Linked DNA regions of Mus musculus: region 1 is linked to region 2. A link is a contact called in ENCODE Hi-C data. All regions are on one chromosome and are shown on one strand. The core of a region is the stretch at or near the end of the contact, and the rest is flanking DNA. Distances in the headings are between cores, read along the strand shown.

What was found. A loop is a pair of places that touch in the nucleus more often than their neighbours do.
Region 1: a loop to region 2 is called in a map of heart, with 14 times the contacts of the local background. The contact joins the promoter of Tpk1 here to the promoter of Hipk2 in region 2. A Hi-C loop is called at or near these places in 2 of 37 maps with a recorded cell type or tissue (heart and v-Abl transformed pro-B cells).

The regions. Positions count from the first base shown.
Region 1 is chr6:43,664,031-43,668,177 of GRCm38, forward strand. It overlaps Tpk1 (thiamine pyrophosphokinase), which reads right to left and starts at 2,248. Exons shown (of 9, transcript NM_013861.4): 1 at 2,106-2,248; 2 at 1,730-1,787. The coding sequence starts at 1,772.
Region 2 is chr6:38,874,271-38,878,488 of GRCm38, forward strand. Hipk2 (homeodomain interacting protein kinase 2) reads right to left here and starts at 1,920. Exons shown (of 15, transcript NM_010433.2): 1 at 1,529-1,920. The coding sequence starts at 1,547. It also overlaps a transcript of Tbxas1 not described here.

The DNA of each region.
Region 1 (4,147 bases), core at 998-3,497, 4.8 Mb after region 2:
GGAATACAGAGGAAGAAATTCTGAAAAACCACCCAAGGAACACTGATCCTGGCTTGGCAATTTTGTATCTGACACAGGTATCTACACCACAGTGTTACAGGCCTTGCTCCAGTGTAGACATAAAAGTGCACAAAATTAAAGAGTCAAGGCTTCTCCACTGAGCCGGTTATAAAATCGAAGGCAAAGCACTTCAATTCCTATACATTACTATTCCCATCTCAGAACTGGCCCTGAACTCCCAGTGCCATTTTGTTTGCTCTGAGACTTTGCCATTGAATCTAACAACTCCTAGCTATTGAATCGAATTGCTTCACATGAATTCACTGATAGCACCAATAGCCCCAGGACAGACCTCTGCTCTCCAGATGAAGAAACAAAAGTGTAAGGTCCGAGAACCACTAAGCAGCAGGACTAACATTAAAACCCATAGATTCAAATTCTTCAACATCATCTTACACCACTTAGCCCTCTCTGTACTTTCAAGGCAGAAAACACTGACGATTTTTCAGAAACCAACATTCTTAATAAGTAATCTGAAGGACAGCGAGCCCACCAGGATCAAATGCTTATTTTTGGAAATGCTATTGGTTCTGCCATTATTAGATAATTAAAAAACTGTGAAATTTAATTTGCAAGATGTTGTGATGCTTTATGTCTGAAAAACTGTTTACAGTGAGAAACCGGAAACCTCATAACCACATTAATAAAACAACCTGTTTTAATTCTCAATCTATCACTATTTCCCTCACTTATATAAGATAAAAAGAATCAACAGTAGACTAGAGGTATACAAGGTGGTTCACAGGACCATAGACACCAGAGACATGGCATAGTAGCTAATGCGTATAATCCTATATCTAGAGAGGTAGCCCCAGAAAGATACCTGGGGTCCCTATCCAGTTGGCCAGCTGGCCAGCCTAGCCTAATCAATTATTTCCAGGTCAGTGAGAAACTCAGAAACAAAGTGGATGACAGCACCTGAGGAATGACACCCCAGAATGACATCTGACCCCCATATGCATATGCGCACATGTACCTACACAAACATCCATAGATAAAAAGTGTAACTTGAAAATTAAATACAACTAACTAGCCTTACAATTTATCACTGTAGTCAAATTACATAAGAATAAATGCTACTAATAAAACTCATTCCACATGTCATCATGTGAAGTACAATAACTTCAAAGTTTGAGAAATAAAAATCCTATGGGCTGGGTAATCAGTTTACTGATAAGTGTATCTTACCTAGCATTTTCAAGGCTCTGGACTCAATCCCCAGCACCAAGTTTTATAATAAAAATTAAAAGCCTTAGGGTTAAAACTTCAAGACACTGTATGTAACCATGTACTGATCTTGTACTAAGTTCAGGTACTTTCAAGATGATTAGAAACGTCCCTGACAGACAGCTATGGACATCCCTCACGTTCCCAGTGTCAAATGTTCCACGGTTGGATATGTGTGTTTGGCATGTTGGTTGTTTACTCTTGGAATATCAGGTAGAGGATACAAACTGTATCAACTCGCTCAGTCCTCACAAAAGTTCTACAGGGCAAAGACTAAATATTTATGTTCACTTTCCAAACAGGGAAACAGAGGCACAGGTGTGGTTGCTAACTTGCGCACAGGAAAAAGGAAATGGAGTTTTCGGTTAAGGCCTTCAGGGTAGGAATGAGGTCCCTCTGCGGGGCTCGTGCTGACACTGTAGCATGGTAAAGAATACGGTACCCGTAGGTAGCAGGGGTTCCAACGGGGTAAAGGCATGCTCCATAGCGGGGAATGGATTCTGTATGGAAAACAAAATAAGTCCCAAGTTATTTCCCAAACGTAATTCTGCGACAGGAGTAAGCATCCCGCAGCAGGCACTTTGGACCCGGCACTACGGGAGGCCAGGAAGGTGCAGCGGTGGGCGGGGGAAAGTCCCAGGCAGAGGCTGGAGAACCTGGAATCTCAAGCGAGCTCCAGGCTCCAGCTCCGGCCACTGCCTCTATTCACCCAGACGCCCCAGCTTCCATCCGGGGACTGGCGGCGAGGGGCGGCCTCCCTCGCTCCCTCTTTCCCGCGCCCCCGCCCCGCCAGCCCGCGCCGGCAGCCGCGCACTTACACAATGGCGGGTGGAGCCACGAGCGACGCGAGCGAGGGCTGCGGGAGTGACGGATCGAAAGCTCGGCGCTCGGCTGCGGAGCCTGGGGCGCGCCGCGCGTTCGCGGGAGAGGGCTTCGTGCGCGAGCACAGAGCCCCGCCTCTTCCGGAGGGGCCCCTGGCTGCCGCCTGCGTAGCTTCTAGCAACCGCGGGGTGCTTAGTACCAGCCTGCTGTGCTCAGTTCCCTGCACAGTGGAGAATTCCATCCACCTTCGCCCATCTGTTACACCCAGTCCACTGAGTCCACCTTCTCTTTCATCTTCTGCTTCCCGTGCTTTGCACAAACAGTGCTTTGTAAACATACCAATGGGAACCCTTTAAAATAAATCACCACGTTGTAGGAATGCAGCTTTTTTTTTTTTTTTTAGCAAAGCCAAAGAACCAAAATTTCACCACCACCATCTCTAAGCCAGCATAGATGAGGACTCAAAAATTCTGAGAACCTGTAGGTCTCCTGCTGGCCCAGAAATAACAGAGACCCATCCCTGCGTTTAAAAACCAGTTCCAGGTATACCGAGCTAGCCTCAAAAATCACTGTGTAGCGAAAGATGACTTCATTCATCTGGTCCTCCTGTTTCTTCCTTCTAAGTACTGCTCTTTCAATCATGACTACTATGTCAAGTTAATGTGGCTGGTGCTGGGTATCCAGCTAGTCAAACATTCTAACTGATGAACTTCCCCTTCCCCAGTCGGGTAATAGGTAAGTCCTTTTTAATCTTTTTAACTCAAACATCCATTTCTTTCTATTTAAAGATTCCAAATACACTTCCCAAACTTGGGCAATCATTATTCAATTCTTTCCAGTTTTGATGCCAACATTTTAGCTTCTAGCTAGCAGAACATACACTATTTGCCTTTCTTTGACAACTTACTTCACTTGGCAGGCATAATGTCCTCCCGTCCCATCCACATCTCTGTAAATTCCATTATTTCATTATTTTTATTACTGAAGAATGCCATTTCTCTATTACAATATCTTTGCAAAGGAATGCTACTTCAATAAACATAAGAGTACAGAGCATTTGACTGTGTTTTCCATTCTCTTTGGATGTATGCCCAGCAGTGGGATGAGTGAACCATATGGTAGTTCTATCACCTGTTTAGTTAAGGAGTTTCCATTGTGTTTTCCATAGGTCTACGCTAACTTAAACTTCCATTAACCATGATCGAGTTTCTCTTTCTCTGCATCCTTGCCCAGCTTCCTTACTTTCCCTTTGTAAGAATCCTTATCACTGTCCCTCTCTTCCATCTCTCATCTCTCTCATGTTGATATCCTGTTGTGGTTTTATTTTAACTCCCTGGGGATTTGCGATGGCGGGCAGTATTGTTTATGCTTTTTTGGCCATGTATGCATCCTTTCTTGAGACATGGCTATTCAAGTCATTGGCCCACTTCTAATTTAGATTATTTGTTGCCATGGTTGTTTGGAAAAGTTGTTAGATCTCAAACCCATGACAAAGAGCCAACATGGACCTGGTTGTCAGGTTCCCTCTGCATTGCTCAGTTCCTAGCTGTTTCAGGGTACGGATGGCATACCCCACCTCCTACTCTAAATGTCTCCAGCCCTTCCCATATAATCCAGCCATTTTGCATACCTGGTCCTTTTGTTTACCATCTCCTCTCCTGCCTCTCCCTTTTCCCCTCTCCTCACAAGTGTCAGCTCAGACTTCTTCCAGTTGTCCCCAACTCTGGCTGTGCTCTCCCTTTTATCTACAATAAACATTCTCCTTCACCACACCTAGGAGCAGTCATGTCCTTCCCTTTTGTTCCCTTTTTTCATTCACGTTCCTTACACATACTGAAAAAAAAAACAAAAAAACAATACAAATCTTTGTTCTAACCAATGTCTAAGTGTTTTTTCTTATATTGTCTTCTGGAATTTCACATCTCACATTTAAGTCTTGATCCATTTTTCCACTGACTATTATACCCAGTAGAAGATAGGTGTCTAGTTTCTTTTCTTCGCATACAGAAGTTCAGTTTCGCAGAACCTTTCACAAAAG
Region 2 (4,218 bases), core at 670-3,169:
ACAATGAATGCCCGACATGGGTTCTCCTACATGTTCACGTCCCCACTGGCATGTTTCTAGTCTACGTGGTGGAGTGATCCGAAATTTTGTTTTGTTGTGTGGAACGGTTAAATAGACCTTGTGTTCTTCGGAATCAAAGAGGAAAGCCCCTGGAATAACATTTCTCTGTTGCTTTCTAAACAGCCCCTTTGTTTCTAAGAGACTCTGGAAAAAATATTTACAGTCCATAGGTTATTTACAGCCTTGTTATTCAGAGCCTGAATGGTAAGAGAGTCCATGCAGAAACCTAATTCATTTAGAGCCCTGGTACTAATAACAGATTTTCTTTTCAGATAAGTTTTTTTTTTTTTTTTAAATCAGCCTCTCCTAACAGAGATAAAACTATTAATGAGATCCCTGTTTCACTCGGCCCAACAGTTCCCTGGGTTTATAGGATTACAATCTCCCCTAGCCCCTCCTCTTGGTTCCTGGCAAACCCGTTTCCCTCTCATTTGCGATTTCATACACAGAATATCTGAACAAAACCGAAAGAAAGCCAGATGGACCCACGCTAAAAGTATGTAAAGGGCTGCTATTTCAATGATTTCACGAGAGAAACATTTTCACGACGAAATAACTGAAAAAATCTGGCACACTTTGGTTGAAAAATACCCGGTACTACAAGCACACAAAACCCCATAGAAGAGTAAAAACTTAGTTGATTCCGGCTTGATTTTCTCGCTGCAAGCTGACGGAACTGACTGAAGAGAACCGAAAGAGTGCGCGAGGCAGCTGTATCGCCTTACCTTTTCTTTCTTCTAAAGACAGTCAAATGGGAAAAAAATCAGCCAACGCCAGGTGAAGGTGCACAGCACCGATCTACCCAGGCCGAGCCAGAAAACCTTCTTTCGCACCCCCTTCCCCGCCCCCCCCAAAAAGCCAAACTACATTCTCCCTTCCACACGCCAACTGCGGGGAGATTTTGAGCCTATTTCATTGTTCTGCCTGGGTCTGAAATGGACTTTTCATCTCAACCCTCTCTCATCGCTTGGCCCCTTTCAATCGGATTCCACAGCCACCACCACCACCACCACCCCCCAAAAATCGGAGGCTCGGGAAGAATAAAGGAGTGTGGGGTGGGAGTGGAGATGTTTGGAAAAGGGAGCAGAGAGGACGGACAAGTAGAAAGGAGATCGTTTAAAGGTAATGGGGGAGGACCGCATCACCTTCATTTATCACAAATAAACAGAAAGCAGTCACGGATCCGTCTTTTCCCACACGCCGCCCCCATTTCTTTTCTTTGGGCAGCAGCCCACCGGCACACACCCCCCAGCCGCCTTCTCTGCCCTGGAAATAAGATCCTGCTCCAGGCCGGCTCCGGTCCCGTCTGGACCCAGGATGGGGGCACCGGGGAAGGTCGCGAGCCCCCAGGACCAGGGCCCGGGGCTGCGGCCGGGGGCTGCCGGGCGAGGGGCCGCGGGCAGAACAAAGCTACGGGGGCCGCGGCTGGCCGAGCGAGCGGGGGGATCGCGGGCCGGGTGCCCCTTACCTTCGTACACGGGGGCCATCGGGGCCGGGGTGTCCGCGGTTCATGGCAACGGAGAAGGGAACGCGGCGCGCGAGCTCGGCCCCCTCAGCCTCAGTGGGAATCTGCCATCTTGAGCCTGTGTCTCCGCTCTCGGCGCAGCCCAGGCCGCCAGCGCCCGCATCACCGCCTCACTTGGCCGGCGCCGGGGGAGGGGGCCGGGCGGGCGCGTCGCCGCCGCCGCCGCCGCCGCCGTAGCCGCGGCCCGGGCCCTGCGCGGGGGGCTCGGCCGGCCCGGGGCGGCTAAGGCGCCGAGGCCAAGGGCCGGGCGGGTCCGCGAGGGCGGGAGCCGGGGCGGGCTGCGGCGGCCAGGGCCCGGGCCGGAGCTCAGCTCCGCATGGCTGTGAGGCGGGGGCGCCGGCAAAAGTTGCCCGTGAGGAGCAGGGGGAGGGGGCGGGGGCGGGGCGGCGCGGCCGGGCGCGAGCGGGCGGGCGGGCAAGCGCGAGCGAACGAGCCGGGAAGAGCCCCAGGGAGTCCGCGCGCAATCGAGCGCCGATGGCACGGATGCGAGGCGGGGAGGGCCGAGCCGAAGGGCAGAGCGGGGCGTCGGCGGGGGCCGAGCGCGGCCCGAGGGGAGCCGAGCGGCCGTGCGAGCGGGGCTGGGCGAGAGCGCGGTGCGCTGGCCCGCAGCCGCCGACCGGAGCTCCGCGGTGGAGGCGGCCACAACTTTGTGTGTGCGTGCTTGGGAGTGCGCGCGTGGGTGTGCGCGCGCCGGCCGACCGGGCCGGGGAGCGCGAGCGGCTGCTGCCGACAGCAGTCCCGCTGCCGGGCAAAGTGTCTTCACCCCAGCGCGTGCGGGCTCCGTTCTAGCCGACACGCGGGGGAAATGACTGGAGGGAGTGGGCGCGTAGTCCTCCCGGGAGAATGTCGGGGGAGCTCCCTGAACTGCTCGGGGAAAACGCAACGTCAGGATGGACGCCTGATCCCGATGTTTGGAGAGCCCTCTCCTCCATCATCCGGGTGGGAGGGTCCCACCTAGTGGCTCCAGGGTTTTGCTTTTTTTCTGCTCACTCGGGCCGGAGCGAAACGTTCTCTAAACTCTCCTAGCCTGGATCTCTGCCCTGATTTGCCTCTCCAGCTCGCTTCTGGACGTCTGCACGGGACGCCCTGCCTTTTGCCTCCAACTTACGAAAACTTGTTGAGTCCTGATATATGAATAGTTCATAAAAGAAATTAAGTGGGTGACAACAAAGCTTCTGAAAAGCCAACAAAATATTAGTATCCAGCAAAAAATATTTTGTCTCATAAACCCTTTATTTTCAGGTATGAATACTGGACACCTGATGTAAATTGTATTTCCTACCTGTAAATCATAGGTCCAAAACAGTTTAGAAGCTACCTTGAGGGTGGGGATGTAATATGATGACCTCTAACTCTGGAGAACTTTCTTTAAAACAAGCCCATTGTTTTCTTTTCTTTTTAAGACCATTGTTTTCTCACTATCTTTCCAGCTTCTGTATCCCGTGCCCATCCACCACCCAAAAATAAAAAAACAACCTAGCTCCTGCACACACGTGGCTGGTTTTGTTACTGGAAAATAAGTTTCACTTCATCTTGGGATGGTCCTTGACGGCGATCTTCTTTGCCTCAATATTTCATATTACATTACACTAGTGCTTTCCTTACTCTAATGTTCTTCACGTTGTAGACTCCTAGGCGACCATTGGTAAGGGGAACCTCAGAGATCATCTAGGCCTGCCTTGCCGTTTTGCAGTCCAAGAAGCCCACAACAGTAAAGGATATTATCCAATGATACAAAGTATTGGACCTTAACTTTAGATCTTTAGGCCCCTACGATCTTCCTTCACACTCTTCACTTGTCCCTTTCTATCCCCTTGTAATCCTTAACTGGTTTCCCTAGATTTGTTCATGGCCGGTTGCTCCTAAATACTGCTGCTCTCTCAAATGGAGTGGTTCTGGCCACTCCATGCTCCTACTTCTATCTTCTAAAGACTCACCTTCATCTAGTGCTAAGTCTCTTAGTTCCTTGGCTTTTAGTCAAGACAGACAGGTTCCAACTTACCTCTCCTAGGACATGATTTCAACAAATCACTGCCTCTCCAGCCCGACTGGTTTACCTGTGGTCCTCTGCCAACCTTGCTCATCTATGCCTTTGCCCAAAATGTCACATTCCCACAAGTGGTGTCTTCTCTCTTTAAAGAATTCCTACCTCCCTGCAGGTTGGCTCATTTCCTCCATAAAACAACCTAAATAATGTGAAGAAGACAAACCTGAGTTCAAACCCTAGTTCTCCCACTTGGCAAGTGTATGAACATGGTCTCCTTGTCTGACCTCACTGAACCTTGGTTTCTACATCTTAATTATAATAAGAATATTAATATGAATATACGCTCCCCTGCACTCATCAGTTTCTACCCCGCCTTTACTACATAGATATGCAATTGCTTGTTGCTTCCTCTGCCTCTTTCCATGCTGGTCAACAGAACTCTCTCCATTCACTTGTGGCACTGAACTTATGATGAAATGCAGCTAGTGCCTGAGGAACTAAACATTAATTCTAATAGGCACGGGTGGCTAGTGGCTACCATACTGGGCAGTGTATCTCTAACTATAAGCTCAATGAGGGCAGAAACCACACAGGTCTTACTTAACATGTTATCCCTAGCAACTATTCATTGCCTGGTGTATGTAGG